Regions from separate parts of the Homo sapiens genome. Here region 2 is linked to region 1. A link is a contact called in ENCODE Hi-C data. All regions are on one chromosome and are shown on one strand. The core of a region is the stretch at or near the end of the contact, and the rest is flanking DNA. Distances in the headings are between cores, read along the strand shown.

Region 1 (7,443 bases), core at 755-3,254:
TAACAACTGATAAACGGATACGTAAAATGTGGTAATTGATACAATGCAATATTATTCAACTTTATAAAGGAATTCTGATGCATGTGACAACATGGATGAACCTTGAAAACACGCAAAGTGAAAAAGCCAGTTACAAAAGACCATATATTATATGATTCCATTTATATGAAAAGTACAGAATAGGTGAATCTACAGACAGAAAACAGACTAGTGGTTGCTTAGGGCTGAGGGTAATGGTGGTACTGAGGTGACTGCTTAAAGGTACATGGTTCTGTTTTGAAGTGATGAAAATGCTCTAAAATTAACTGTGGTAGTGATTACATGTATCTGTGAATGCATTAAATATTATTGAACTGTACACTTTAAATGGGTAAATATATGGTATGTGAATTATATCCTAATAAAGCCTATAAAAAAAGCTCATTTTTTTAAAAATGCAAACTGATGTATGTTTAGAATATGCTTTAAAAGAGGTCATGCAAAAGGAAAAGTGGGTTAGATAAAGCAAATGTGGCAAATCTTGATAGTTTTTGAATCTGGGTAATGAGTATATGGGGATGCATTGTGGCTTTCCTTCCCCCCTCATGTTGGACAGTTGTGGATGAGGCTGACTGTTAAACATTTTGGATCTCTAAATACTAGGCTTTTGTTTGAAAAAATTTCTCTAAAAAAAAAAAAAAAAGGCAAGTACTTCCAAAACACAATCCATCAATTCTCCAAAGCAGCATCTAATTATTTGATTGGCAACTGGATTTCTTGACTGTGGTATAAGTAGACTAAACACTAAACAGTACTCTGAACAATCTGTGGTTTTGCCTGCACTGTAGTTTTGCTTTAAGTTGGTATTTACAAAAATGACACCTGCAACTTTAGATTTAACAAGATTTTAAAATTACATGCATTTTTTACTGCCTAGTCTTATTTCGGACCCATTTTTTTCATTCTATTTCACTAGGCACTAATGTAGGCATGTGGTTCTATACAAATTATAGTTAAGATCAACAGTGAGGTGAATTACAGCAAAATTATCAATAAAAAGTTACCTGCTGACACAGCGCCGATAATTGTCAAAATATATTCTTCCTCTCTCATAGGCTATAGGTGACCTGGAATGAGTTGTCCAGACATTCTTAAATTTAGTACTTTCCTAAAAGACATAAAGAATTTCCGTTCAGGAAAGAACTCTTAGGCTTTAAGTTAGATTTTAAATTTTCAAAGCAACATAATGTCACCTATATTATTTTAAAACTTTTTGCATCCTTCCTCCACTCTGCCCTCATGTTTTGGCTTAATGAGGTGACCAACTTTTAGAATAATTGTTTCCAGGTAAGACATAAGAAGCGTAAAACTAAAAGCAGCTGGTGGCCCTATTACCACCTATCCCAGATTCCGGGCTTGTATCCTCCTCCCCATCACATGTGACCCTATAAAGGGAGGCCCCAGCGCGTTAAAACCGCATCCCCGCAGGAGGCTCGGCCGCCGCGCGCCCGCGGCCCTCCGTCCCGCCCCGGCCGGCTGGCGGTCACCTGGCACACCAGCGCCCGCAGGATGCCCAGGTTGGTCCTCTGCACCACGCCTGCGTCGCGCGAGAAGCAGCCCAGCGCCCGGCGACTCAGCCGGCTGCACACGTTGGGCTTCCGGGTCGGGCCCATGGAGGCGCGGGCCGGGCCCTGGGTAGGCTGGGCCGCCGAGTGGCGCGCCCCACACTCCCGTGCTGGGCAGCCGCCGCTGCCTTCGAATTTCGAGGCCCAGACTTTCCCGGCGGGGCCCAGGGAAAGCTGACACGGGGAGGCGGGCAGGGAGCACCCGACGGCGGGGCGAGGGAAAGCAGAGCCGCTTGCACCGCCAGAGCGCGGAGAGAAGGGAAGAAGCACTCCCTTTTCGATCTGCCCCAGGCTCTCTGGCCGCTGACAGTGCGACGCTCCGGTACCGCGCGGCCGGCCGGAGCCGCTCTCTCACCGGGAAATGTAGTTCCTAGTGCCTCGTGAGGCAGCCCGGCTTCTCCCAGGAACTACAATTCCCGTCAGGCGGCGGGGAGCGAGGGCTTGCCCGGCCCTGCCTCTGCCTGCCGCGGCCCCGCCTCCTCCGGCCCGCGGAGGCTGCGCTGTCTTGCGGGCGCGCTTCTCTGTGCTGCGAGTGGCTAGCTGGGCAGAGCCCTGGGGGCGCGGTGCTGCCGCCTCCAGGTCTCCGCCCCGTGTGTGCGCCCTGCACTTAGGGATCCCTCCCTCACTGCCCCGGTACTCACAAGCTTCTCGGCCCCGACCTTCGCCCTGGGAGGTTCTGGCCAGGTGCCGGGAGGGGCGCTGTGTCGAGGGCGATCCCCCCAAAGCAGCGTCCCGTGCTAAAGGTACGCCCCGCGGCTTTCCCTTCAGCCGCATGTTGGCTGAGGGGGACGGTAAACTGTGCTTTTGTATTAGGAAGATGCTGGCTTCCCATTCACTCTTAGTTTCACCCTCCAAACTGGGATTGAGTTACTCTTTCCCGGAGGCTTGTCCTTGGGTGGCCTGCGGGGACACTGACTGGTTTTGCGATAATTGCTTCATTTCATTTCCTCTCGCCTCCATTCTTTTTTCTTTATAGGGAATAAAATATGAAATGCTTACATTCTTATTGGACGGCCTAAGATATTCCTCGTCGATGTCTCTAAGTAAAAGATATACTTTGTTAACTAGCCCTGCCTGTATGTTCAAAGTTCCCAGCACACTAAACTTTCAGCAAGCTTGCACCACATGTGTCCCACCGCCATGCTCTAAGTCCCTTAAGGGTGGGGCCGCTGTATCTCCCACGTGGACTTGGGCATGCTACCTCTTGTTCATAGGTGCTCAAAGAAAGCCAGCGATCGCACCTGACTGGCAGAGCAAAAAGTACAGTACAGCAGGTCCTTGAATCGCATTTTTTCGTTCAGTGTCATTTTGTATAACTTGATGAGAAAAAATAATAATTTCCTACCGGGGCTACTGTTTGTGTGGATCTTGCCCCTTCTCCCCACGTCTGCATGGGTTTTCACCAGGTACCCCAGGGTACTGCCTCCCACATCTCAGTGCAGGCTGGATGAATTGGCCTTGTCTGTGTTTCCTGTCTGAGTGTGAGTGTGAGTGCTCCCTGCGATGGAATGTCGTCGTGTCCAAGGGTTGGTTCCCACCTTGCACCCTGAGCTGAGGGGATAGGCTTCAGCCACCCTCGACCCTGAACTGGAATAATTAGGTAAATAACTATCTTACTTGTTTTTATTAATCTTCCTTAAATGTATGTATAGCTCCCATTTATTTCAATGTTTAATATTAGAAGTGTTTTGGTTTGTATTTAGGAGTTTGGTGATGTTTTTGTGACCAGAAATATGTTATAGGAACTTAACTTTTGTTTATATCAATTGGCCTATGGTAAAAATGGTTTTGTTATATGTCATTTTGCTTACAGTCAGTTTCCAAAAATCTGTTGATGACATTAAGTGAGTACTTACAGTACTGGGTGAGTGTGTTGGGTCACAGTTTAAGTGTTTAGTAAACATTGGCCATATCTCTTTTTAACCCTGCTGAATTTCCTTCAGGGCTCGAGCTTTTGCTGATTTTTCATGACTTATTTACAGCATACGGTAGAGTGCTTTGTATATTTTTAGAGAGTGCTACAATAGTTAATTTGGTAATTCATGAATGCAGCTGTCACTGAGAAAACTGGAACCCAGAAAAGATAACTGGGTTTTCTTTGGCTTAAATGAAATTCAAATCATTTCTGAATTGAATTCATCAACTCTCTCATTTCTCTTTCCTCTTTGCCCCCACTTGTTTGTCTTCTTTCTTGTGGCCTTTATTTCACCACCAAGTCGTCACCAAGGGAGAGTCATCCTGGATGCCTTGCTGTTCCTCACCCACAACCAAGTCCTTTAGACTCTTATCCATCTCATCTTCATTTCACCTAAGTAATTTAGGGCCTCACCATTTTTTATCACATTATTAAGTAGTCTCTTAATTTCTGCCTTACTTGTGACACAGGATTTTTTTTTTTTGACGTTGCTTTGCCACTGGAGACCTCCGCAGCTGGAGACCTACCCAGGCCTTGCTCGGGCTGGGCTTGCCACAGGAGGTGCCCTGCACAACTGGCCCACTGGGCCACTCCTGGCTTGCACGCAGGTGTGGATCCTGTGGCCACCTGACTGTGGGCTCAGCCCCTGGCAGGAGAGGGTGTCTGAGCTGGTGAGTGCAGAGTTGTGTGGTATCCAGCTGGTTGCTCCAAGTGCCGGCACAGGAGCTGGCTCCGTGCACCGCTTGCGGCTGGACCAGGCATGTCACAAGTGACTCCCACAGTGGGCTCTGGAGTCCAGACTAGGGGAAGGTGGTGGTAACCAAATGGGTCAGGCAACCCAGAAGCCCCAGAGGTGGGTGTTACAGCATGCTAACAGCTCTTTTAGATCTGCCCTCTGCAGCCTGACGAACAGGGGCATGTTAACAGCCCTATCAGTCCTGTTACCCCACTCCCGCCCATGGCCCTGGGGCTGGCCTGGCCCCCCGCCCTGCTTCTTGTTGCATAGGGTGGCTACCAGGCGCTGCTGGTGGGGCAGAGAGCTACCGTGTTACTCTCTTCTTCCTACCCATGTTTGGTGGCATCCTGAGCTCTTGTCCTGTGTCCAAGAATGAGATTACACTAACAATCGGAGGGTGAGGAGGACAGAGAAGAGTTTTATTGAGCAACAAAACAGCTCTTGATGCAGGATTTTTGCTCTTAGCTCAGCTAGGTCTGAGTTTTTGTCTCACAATCAGTAAGAATTAGGTGTGTGGACCCCGGAGAGTGAGTGGAGTAGAATTTATTTAGTGAAAGGAAAGCTCCCAGTAAAGAAAGGGGTCCTGAAAGCAGGTTGCTGGTTGCCCCCTTTACAGTTGAATACCTGGGCTTAAGGTGCAAATTTCTGGAGGCTCCACCCCATCCTTCCAGTGTGCTCGTGGGCCCTTAGTCTGAGCTACTCCATATTGGTTATTTCCCTTACTGCACATGTGTTAGGGAATGGAATTTTCTATTGTGGGCATGTTTAGGCAAGCCCCCTGTGCAAATTCCCTTATGTGCACAAAACATCTGGTGTAAGCACTTTTGGGGCACGTCGTAGGTTCTTCAGGGACGCTTCCCTTACTGTCTGCCTAAAGCAAGCTGGCTAACTCCTTTCATTCTCAGCCAAGAGGGGACGCAAGGGTGGTCCCCCACCCAAAGTAGTTTGGCCTCTCTTCTGGCATGGCTGGGTCTGGGGCTTTTATGGGCTCAGAATGGGGAAGTGCATGCTGATTGGTTTGTGAGTATGCAAAATAGGCTAAAACAAAGGCACCACTCAAAGGTGGGCACAACAGTGTGAAAAAACAAATTAGAGAAGGGTGGGTATATGTAAAATAGGTGAAGGGTGGGGATCAATCAGAGGAAAGTGCACCAAATGGGAAGAGAGGTTCTCGATCTGGTCCATAGATTTATCCAGGACATGTAGCTAGGCTTTAAGCTGTCTTCAGCTTGAAGGTCAGGTTTCACTGGGGACCCACCCCCATCTGCCTAGGATTTGTCTGCCTCCTGCTGCTATCACTTGGGTACTTTTAATTCCAGCCCTCCTCCATACTGCTGCCAGAGTGATTTTCCTAAAGCACAAGCTGTCACTTGCCTGTTGCATTCTTTCAGCAGCTCCGAACACCCATAGCAGAATTTCTTATTTATTTATTTATTTTTATTATACTGTAAGTTCTGGGGTACATGTGTAGAACGTGCAGTTTTGTTATATAGGTATACATGTGCCATCGTGATTTGCTGCACCCATCAACCCGTCACCTACATTAAGTATTTCTCCTAATGCTATCCCTCCCCTAGCCCCTAGACAGGCTCCCTTTTTTTTTTGTTTTTTGTTTTTGAGATGGAGTCTTGCTCTGTTGTCCAGGCTGGAGTGCGGTGGGGCTATCTCGGCTCACTGCAGCCTCCACCTCCCAGGTTCAAGTGATTCTCCTGCCTCAGCCTCCCCAGTTGCTGGCATTACAGGCGCACACCACCATCCCTGGCTAATTTTAATATTTTTAGTAGAGACGGGGTTTCACCATGTTGGCCAGGCTGGTTGTGAACTCCTGACCTCAGATGATCCGCCCACTTTGGCCTCCCAAAGTGCTGGGATTATAGGCATGAGCTACCGTTCCTGGCCCATAGCAGAATTCCTTTTTTTTTTTTCTTTTTGAGACGGAGTTTTTTTGCTCTTGTTGCCCAGGCTGGAGTGCAATGGTGTGATCTCGGCTCACTGCAACCTCTGCTTCCCGGGTTCAAGTGATTCTCCTGTCTTAGCCTCCCGAGTAGCTGGGATTACAGGCACATGCCACCACACCCAGCTAATTTTTGTATTTTTAGTAGAGATGGGGTTTCATCATATTGGTCAGGCTGGTCTCAAACTCCTGACCTCAGGTGATCTGCCTGCGTCTGCCTCCCAAACTGCTGGGATTACAGGCGTGAGCCACCACGCCTGGCTGAGCAGTATTTCTTATACCCAAATAAGATACTCAGGATCCTCCATTGTTAACTTAAAACCTTTTTAGTATGTCACATATATGCAAAGATAAAATTAGGTATAAACTCCTCATCTTGTCTCTTTCTTGTTTTTTGTCTTTTTAATTTTTTTATGTGTGTGTTGTATCTTTTATACACCGATAACACCCGAACATTTACAAGTTAAATGAAACAAAGCTATAAAACCAATAAATTCAAATGATTGTGAGCAATGAGACTTTAGTTGGACCTAAAAAGCTCTAATCATGAATGTCCTCTGTGGCGTACCTTCCTTACAGAAAGGTCTGTCCATATTGCCCTTGTGTTGAGAGATTACTTGATGCCTTCACCTCTTTTCTTTATATAAATCACCACAAAACCTTCATTTGTTCAGTATGTCATGGCTTCATTTGTCCTTTACTTGACAAACAACATCATTTACATACAGTAGTCCCCATTTCATTCTCATTAACATGTATCAATGACAAACAGCACCACTTGTTTAGCAATACACTCCTAAACACACGTGTGAATTCAAATCTTGTGACAGCACTCAATTAAAAAGTGCTCATTCAGATGATCCAGAGTGTCCTTTTGTTAATATTCTTTTTTTTTTTTGAAAGATTTTTATCAAATTGAAAATGAAAGGTTTCTCCTACAGAAATCTCATAGCCTTGAAGATATGTGTACAAAATCCCTAGGGGTTCACATAAGGTACCTTATAGTACAAAATCTGAATCTCTTTGGGTAGAATACCAGGCACTTCATTATCTTCCCATGTTTTCATTATCTTGCCCACATTTTCAGCCTCATCTCTTTGGCCATCCCTCATGTTTGCTTTTGTGGTTCTGACATGTTTGCTGACTTTCTCAAGCCAATGTGCCTTTATATTTGAGATTTTCTTTATCTGAAGCTTCCTTTCCTCTCCTCTTATCAGTTGATCTCAAGACTCAT
Region 2 (7,576 bases), core at 4,128-6,627, 4.6 Mb before region 1:
ATATTAATATATACATGCTCTACAAACCAGGAATTACATACCAAGGTAAAGACTCCAAAGAAATCTGTGTTTATATGCTCTAGAACATATATATATATATATATATACATTCACACACACACACACATATGTACTTAAAGAGAACATACATATGTGTGTGTGTTTACACAAACTTTCACAGCAGCATTGCTTATAATAGCCTAAAGCTAGAAATAGCCTATATGTCCATCAGCAGTAGAATAAATTATGATACACCAATGCAATATAGTAACCTACAGCAATGAAAATGAATAAACTACAGCCATATCAACATGGGTAAATCTTAAAGACAGATTGATCAAAAAAGTTCAAGACATGTAAATGAAAAACTCTGTGATTCCATTTACATAGAGCTCAAAAATAATATTGTTTAAGGATGAGTAATTAGGCAGTAAAACCAGAAAGAAAAACAAGAAAGTAAATATGGTAATAATCATGATGTGGCCATCTCTAGGCACTTGAAGGTTATAAGGGAAGGAGCACATTGGGGCCTTTTGGAGTGTTGAATGTTCTACTTTGGCCCATATGGGGTTACATGAGTGTGTTATCGTGCTCAATAGTATACTTCAGTTTTAGAAACTTTTCTGTATGCTTGCCATCACCAACAAATCATTCTAATCATTTCTTTTCTTCATATGTTCTGATTCTTCCTCTATTCCAAAGCATCTACAGTGTCTCAAAGAGACTTGGGATTGCTACAGCAAGACTACAAGAACAAATAATTGAAGGGGTTCAGAATAAGCTACCATGGCATAAAAGTTATTTTGAGCTGAAGGACTTGAGTTCCTGAAATCCCTTATGTGCCTAAAAGTAAAGCCTCCCAAAAGACCTCAATTGTAATAAATCCCCTCCTGGGGAGCAATTCTAATATTTTCTTCTCTGAGGAGACATCTGCACCACACCCAGACATTGCTACAAAACTATCGTATCTTCCATCTATTCTCCTAAAAGTCCATTTATCTTTCCAAAAAGTGTTTTGTTTTCTCTAAATGCTTTGTCTCTCCCTCACTTCCTTTGAAGAAGTCATTTACTCTCCTAGAAGGGCCTCTCTGCCCTTCTTTGTCCCCTATTAAGATGGTATATAAGCTCTAAATTCTAACCACCTAGGGTCAGTTATTTGTGAATTTCTCTTTCTTTCTCCCTCTCTCTGTGTGTGTGTACATATGTAATTAAATGTCTTTTTTCTCTTGCTATCTTTGTTGTTTTAATTTGCAGGCCCCCAAAGAGGAAACAAGAGAGCGCAGAGGAAAAGTTTTTCCTCCCTGACACAGCTCAGTCTTTAAAAACACTTCCAAAGTCGGTTCTCAAGAACAAAAAAGCCTTGTCAAGACTGAAACATAGCATTTGACCCAATTTCTCTCCCAGCTCTGGCCACAGAGATTGGCTGAAAAACACCTGAACCAGGAGTAAAAAGACAGGGTGCTGGAAATAACATTGAAAAAGATTTGGGGGCCAGGAGGGAACAATGGGCCTTGATAAGAATGGTGGAAAAAGAGACTATCTAAGTGGGCTGAGTGCCATGTCAGTGGACAGGGCAGAAGGCCTAGGTTAAGAGCTGTTATCATTGCAGACTGTGAGGGCTGCCTGCTGCCTAAATACGCATCACCCAGCAAGGGACATCCACTTTCCTCTGGGCTGCCCAGTGGGACGCGCAGAACATCTCTGTCAAAGATGAAGGGTGAGGTCTTGGACCACCTGACATGGTACCATGTTCCTTTTTCCATTCCTCACAACCCTTCTATCCCTATAGATTTAGTCTGCAGGGCCCGAGAATCTATATTTCAATAAGCACTGTGGTGACTCTTATGCAGGTAGCCTCTGGCACTGGCATACCACTTCCCAGAGAAACTCAGCAATAAGAAGAATCTCCAGTGGCATTTGTCAAAAAATCCACATTTCCAGGCCCCCTATACCAGACAAGTGAAATCAGAATCTCTAGGGGATGGGCCTGAGAATTTGAGTTTTTGATAAGGGACACTGGTGACTCTCAGAGAAGTCTGGGAAACTGCTCTAGTTTAAAATTCTGTTCTCAATATATTTTTATTTATTTTTTGAGACTGAGTTTTGCTCTTGTTGCCCAGGTTGGAGTGCAATGGTGACATCTCAGCTCACTGCAACCCTCTGGCTCCTGGGTTCAAGTGCGTCTAAATATGTTTAAAAACAAAACATCTTATTTACAATAAAGACATATGTATTTTGAAAAAATAAGTACCCTGCAGAAAACAAAAAATTGCAAATGGTAATATATATTTTTTTCTCCAGCCCAGTGCTGCAGACCTAAAGATTCCAATGTTTACATCTTCCCTTGAAGTCACAAAAATATCTTAAACTTAACGTGTTCAAATTGAAATTACCCTCTTCCCCCAAACCTGGCTCTCTTCCAGTGTCCTCCATATCTCAATGATGGCATTACTATCCACCCACTGGGTCTGCTAGAAATTCTGAGTTATCTGACTCCTCCCTCTCCCTCAGTCCCCATCCCACCCCATGATATTTGAATCCATCACCAAGACCTTCCACTTTACTTCCTATTGTTCCATTTCCCCCACTTCTGTCCATCTCCTTGTTCCTACCCCAAGCCACTTGCATGCCTACCAACACTAACACCACTCATAGATTTAATTAGTCCAGTGCTGGCTCTGCTTGTGTTCCCACACTGCAGCTGGAATGATCTTTTCAAAACACAGATCCAATCATGTCAAATGCCCTCCCCCTCCCTTTTTCTCTTAAGATTACAGTTCTTAATATGGCCAATAAGACTCTGCTTAATCTGGTCTCCAGCTTCAAACTGGTGCACTTTCTCCCTGCAACCTAGGCTCTAGCCACAATAGCCTCCTTTCAGTCCCTCAGGCTTGCAGTGTTCCCTTCTGACAAAAAGGCTTTACACATGATATTCCCTCTGTTTCCCACTCTCCCTTTTTCAGTTTCTCATCTTTTGGATCTCCATTCTGGTGTGACTTCCTCAAAGAAGCCTTACCTAACCTCTTTGACCATACCAATGAATGCCACTTATGTAAGTTCTTAAGTTCTCATAACACCTAGGTAAATTCAACCTATTTTAAACTAGACCATTTAAAACTCCATTGGTTAGAGCAATTTGTTTCCTCTCTCCAAGTATTCTCTGGTGTTCTTCTCTGTTGTTCTTTGGATTTCATTCTTTAGACCCTATCCCAGAACAATTTCAGGGTTAGTAGGGGATAACTCTTGACATTTGGACTCTGCTAAAGCAGCACCTTCACTGGCTTTCTCACATTCTCTCCGGCTGCTGTTTTCTTATCATTTTCCAATACCGTGAACATTAGCCTCTATCACAGCACTTATTTAGTCTGCATTGTATTTTTTTTAAGGTTTCTCTCACTAGTGTCAGCGGCTTTAGGACAGCTGGTTTATTTATCTCTGTATCCTCAGCACGTAACACAGGGCCTTGTCAATAAATATTTGGAACCACCCTGTAGCCTGAAGTCCAGCCACAATAGTGTGTATGTTGATTTCTCTGCTTGTAATGTCTTTCCCTCACTTTATTTGCTCGATGAACAACTATTCTTGATATGAAGGAGGCAGTGGCTTAGTGTTACCTTCAACAGTGTACATAATCTTTCTACATTTCAGTTTCCTCATTTGAAAAATGATACTAAAAAGGTTGTTGGGAGGATTAAAAGAGTTAATGATTAAATACTTCTCTCCCTTCTCTTTCCAGGTCAAATCTCTACTCTCGGTAGAGCAATTCCCTAGGGAATTTTATCTCAGGATTAGGTTTTTGGAATCTCGTGTATCCAGACAGCTCTTCTCTGTCCCCTTGCTACCCTTTTTTCAGAGGTGGGGTATCGCTTGGTAGCCCAGGCTGGAGTACAGACACTGATGGCTCAATTGAAACCAGAGGACACATTACTGGCAAGTGGAAAGCCGTTCTTCCCAGTCTTCTTAGGAAAGGAGATCTTTCTGCGGTGAGATATATTTGCAAAACTGCACAGGACTTTAATACTTTGCAACAGCAAAGGTTGAAAAACAAAACGGTTAAATTTCCACATCAAAACAGGTGAAATGTTTCTGTTCATTTTCTTCTACATTTGGAAAGTGCCTGATCCACAGTGACACGCTAAACTTCAGTTCCCTTCCCCTCATCCTTGCAAGTGTACAGAACTGTAACTAAATATTTAGGCAATTAGGGCAAGCAAATTGCACAGTGAATTATGCGGTAGCTTCTAGTATAATAAATTTTCTTACCAACCAAACAATGCTCAGTTGCTTCTCTTGACAACCTGTTTGCATCGTCAAAGTTTAAATGTAACATATTAAAACTATTACTCTTTAAAAAATCATTGAAACTTTTTTGTGTATAAATAAAAAAATAGAATAAAAATAAATAAAAAATAGAAAAAAACCCATGAAAAATGTTTGCACATGGGGTAAAGCATGTAAAAGGGGTAAAGCATGATAAAAACCTTCGCTGAAGTTTCCCTGCTCACACATTACTGTGTGCACGTCTAGTCTTTTTCTCATTCAGGCATCATTTGTTATTTGTCTTTTCCAGTTGAGGAGGACACTTAATACCGTTTCGGCAGCGTTTCAAATCCGAGTCAAATATAGCCTGAGTGGTTTTTTTGTGGGTCCACCTATCAGGGCCTGTGAAGAGTGTTCTTGGGGTTAAGAGTTCTAAGATAGAAAACTCAGCTTATGCTGTTACCCGCAGGTTTTAAAGCAACATGATACGGCGTTTGAAGCTTACCTCACACCGGTGAGGTAAGCGTCCAGTCATCAAATGACCCTTTTTGACGTCCAAGAGTGACAGAGCCTCAAGCACTCCTGGGGACCGGGCTGACTTTTCTCCACTGGCTTGGTTGGGAACTGGCTTCTTCGGAGCTGTGTAGTCTTAATTTGCTTTGCTGCTGGCTGGCTGACAGCTGATGGGGGACTCCTCAGGACGGACTCCCTTCCAGATGCACCCATCTCCATCCTTCTCAACTCCCCAACCTTTGTCCTCCCCACTCTTCGCTCGCGCGGCGGTCTGAGACCACCAGGACCAGTTTCAGGGGTTTCCTTCTCCAGCGAGACTTGGCAGAACAGGCTTTAAAAGCAAAGGAGGCAGCGGAAGAGTAAGAAATAACTATATTCTAAGAGTCATAATAAATGGCAGTACATAACTGCGACACGACACCGAGCAGCCTAAGCTGGCTGCGGAGGCCACAAACACAAGATCCTAACCTCCCGGCCGACCCGCCCCAACAACTACCCGCCCAGGGTACGGTCACGTGACGGGGGAGCGGCGCGCGCCGACCGCGGCGCCAATTGGCGAGCGGCTGGAGCGCGGGGTTTCATGGGAAGGAGTTGGCCCGGCTTGTCTCTCTGTCAGTGGCGGCTGCTGCCTGCTCTGGAGGCAGGCTGGGCGGTGGCGGCCGAGACTGGCGGGGGTGGACGCCCGGGCCGGGCTGCGCCCGCTTCTTGCAGGTAGAACGCTCAAGGCGAGGGCAGTTGGGAGGGCTCTGCAGCGGGGAGGCATGCTGAGCTGTGCCCCTGGGAAATAAGCTGCGGGTTCCCCGCTTGCCTCTCCTTGGTGCCCCCGCCTCCTGCCAAGTGGCCTAGAGCTCTGCGGCGGCTGCTAGTCAGGCTGCGCGGTGGTCCGCGCAGACCCAGGCTCGCCGCCTTGTTCCCTGGATTTCCCAGCACACTGGCAGTGGTGGCGCTGGAGTCTTGAAACCCTTGTTTCCCCTCTAGGGCTGGTAGTTTCTCCAGCTCGGTTCTAGGAGATTCCGGGTGGTGACTGGCTTGAGCCCCAGCTCTTTGGCCCACTTGTGTCGAGCTTATCTCGACACAGGTGGGGCAAAGAGGTCAGAAGGTCCCAAACTAGCATTTCCTACGCTCAGCTGTCCGCTTTGAGCGTTCTCTCCGCTTCTCTTTCTGAGTTGTGCGGAGGCTCCAAGAGTTAGAAAGACCAGAAGGGACTGAAAACTGTCAGTGTCATGCTGCCGGGCTCTAGCGTGTGGGCGTGGAGTACGTGCTACTTAGAGAAGAGACTCTCCAACCATTGTCCTTATTTCAGGGATGGTGGGCTGTGGGGTGGAGGGGAAGGGCGAAGGTGCATTGTATCAGAGGCGTGGTAGGAGGAGAAAAACAAATCTAAATTCCGTCAGTTCATAGTTTACGGATTGAGAAAGAGTTGAAATTGGTCAACTCAGCTTTGCTGATGGTGCTTTCACAGTACTAAGCAAGACCCGTGAATCACTGAGTTTTCCGTGTTCTGCTTTTCCCAGTTGGCCTCCGGTGTGTGTTGCTCGGTGTCTACTGTTTCCTCCTTTCTTTATGGCCTGGGTGTCAGCATTGACAAAATTGACTCTATTCAACAGCGGTTTGGTGGGTGTGAGTAAGCTTGGTTTCAGGAATATGTTCAAACTGGCAGGGAATGCTCATTTCTTTTCCTCAGCAGCCCCCAGAAGACCAAGTTGACTTTTAACACATTTTCTTAAACAGGAGTGGTGCGTTTAAATTAGAATTTTAAGGTTGTCTGTTATCTATTGAGATCAGCTCAGTAATGATGTTAGTAAACTTATATAGTGTTTATATGTTATATAAACAAGAAAATACAAGAAAAGGAGAAGTTATATGGCTATTAAAAATATATGACTTCACATAGAAACATTTATAATCAAATAGTAATTTTTTGGTGGTATTTAGTTCAGATGAAAATTGACTTACCATGAAAGCAAGCACTAATCATTATATATTAAGAGTGCTTAATATATAATAGAGGTGTACTTTTCATTAAAATTCTTTTTGAGGAGCAATAAATGTGGCTTGGGCTATTTCAGAATTGTCTTTTCAGTTAGGACATTTGAAAGTTAGAATTCTAGAATAAATCACCTTTACTCTTCAATTGTATAGTATAATATGTTATGGAGGTACTGTTGATGGTGATTAAATAGCTTATACTTAACTTTGGAATTTGATAAACATAGAACTTCCTTTGCTGTTTCCTTCAAAGACCTACAAGGTTATTTAATGGCAGAGTCTACAGAATTTTTTGCTCTATTTCTTATACTAGAGAAAATGAGAGCAATCTATTTTTGTAAAAATACAAACTAATATAATTTTCCAATTTTAGAATTATGAAATAGGTGCTTTCTTTATAAGAAGTTAGAAATGTGTTTCATATAAATACATGTGTTTTCTGGTAATAATAATGGCTACAATTAAGCAGTTACTACTATGTGTCGGACACTGTGCCAAATGATACATAATTTCATTTAATTTATACAACAATTCTATGAAGTGTAGATATTTTTACCATTTTGCAAATGCAATAACTGAGGCGTGCAGAGTTTAAGTAATCTGCTCAAGATTGCATAGCTAGTATGTGGTTGAGCCATATTTTGAATCCAGATCTATTTTATTGCATTATTTTAATGTGTCTTGGAGTGAGGTGAAAATTTAAGAAAAACATTTCCCAAGATTTAAAATTCTGACACCCAAACCTGAGTGTAAATAGCCATTAGTAGAAAACATTCAAATAAGGTGGTCATTATTGTTCATTGAAAAGCACATT

The links. Hi-C counts contacts between places; a loop is a spot of excess contacts on that map. Pooled maps may share reads with other maps.
Region 2: a pooled map shows a loop between it and region 1 (19-fold over the local background). The contact joins the promoter of LNPK here to the promoter of DCAF17 in region 1. A Hi-C loop is called at or near these places in 5 of 50 pooled maps.

The regions. Positions count from the first base shown.
Region 1 is chr2:171,428,787-171,436,229 of GRCh38, reverse strand. DCAF17 (DDB1 and CUL4 associated factor 17) reads right to left here and starts at 2,004. Exons shown (of 14, transcript NM_025000.4): 1 at 1,527-2,004; 2 at 1,044-1,147. The coding sequence starts at 1,652. METTL8 (methyltransferase 8, tRNA N3-cytidine) reads left to right here and starts at 2,240. Exons shown (of 10, transcript NM_001321154.2): 1 at 2,240-2,347. RefSeq lists enhancers at 1,178-1,737, 2,557-2,626, 2,299-2,859, 2,837-3,006 and a silencer at 1,337-2,246.
Region 2 is chr2:176,000,068-176,007,643 of GRCh38, reverse strand. LNPK (lunapark, ER junction formation factor) reads left to right here and starts at 5,377. Exons shown (of 13, transcript NM_030650.3): 1 at 5,377-5,484. RefSeq lists an enhancer at 4,964-5,183.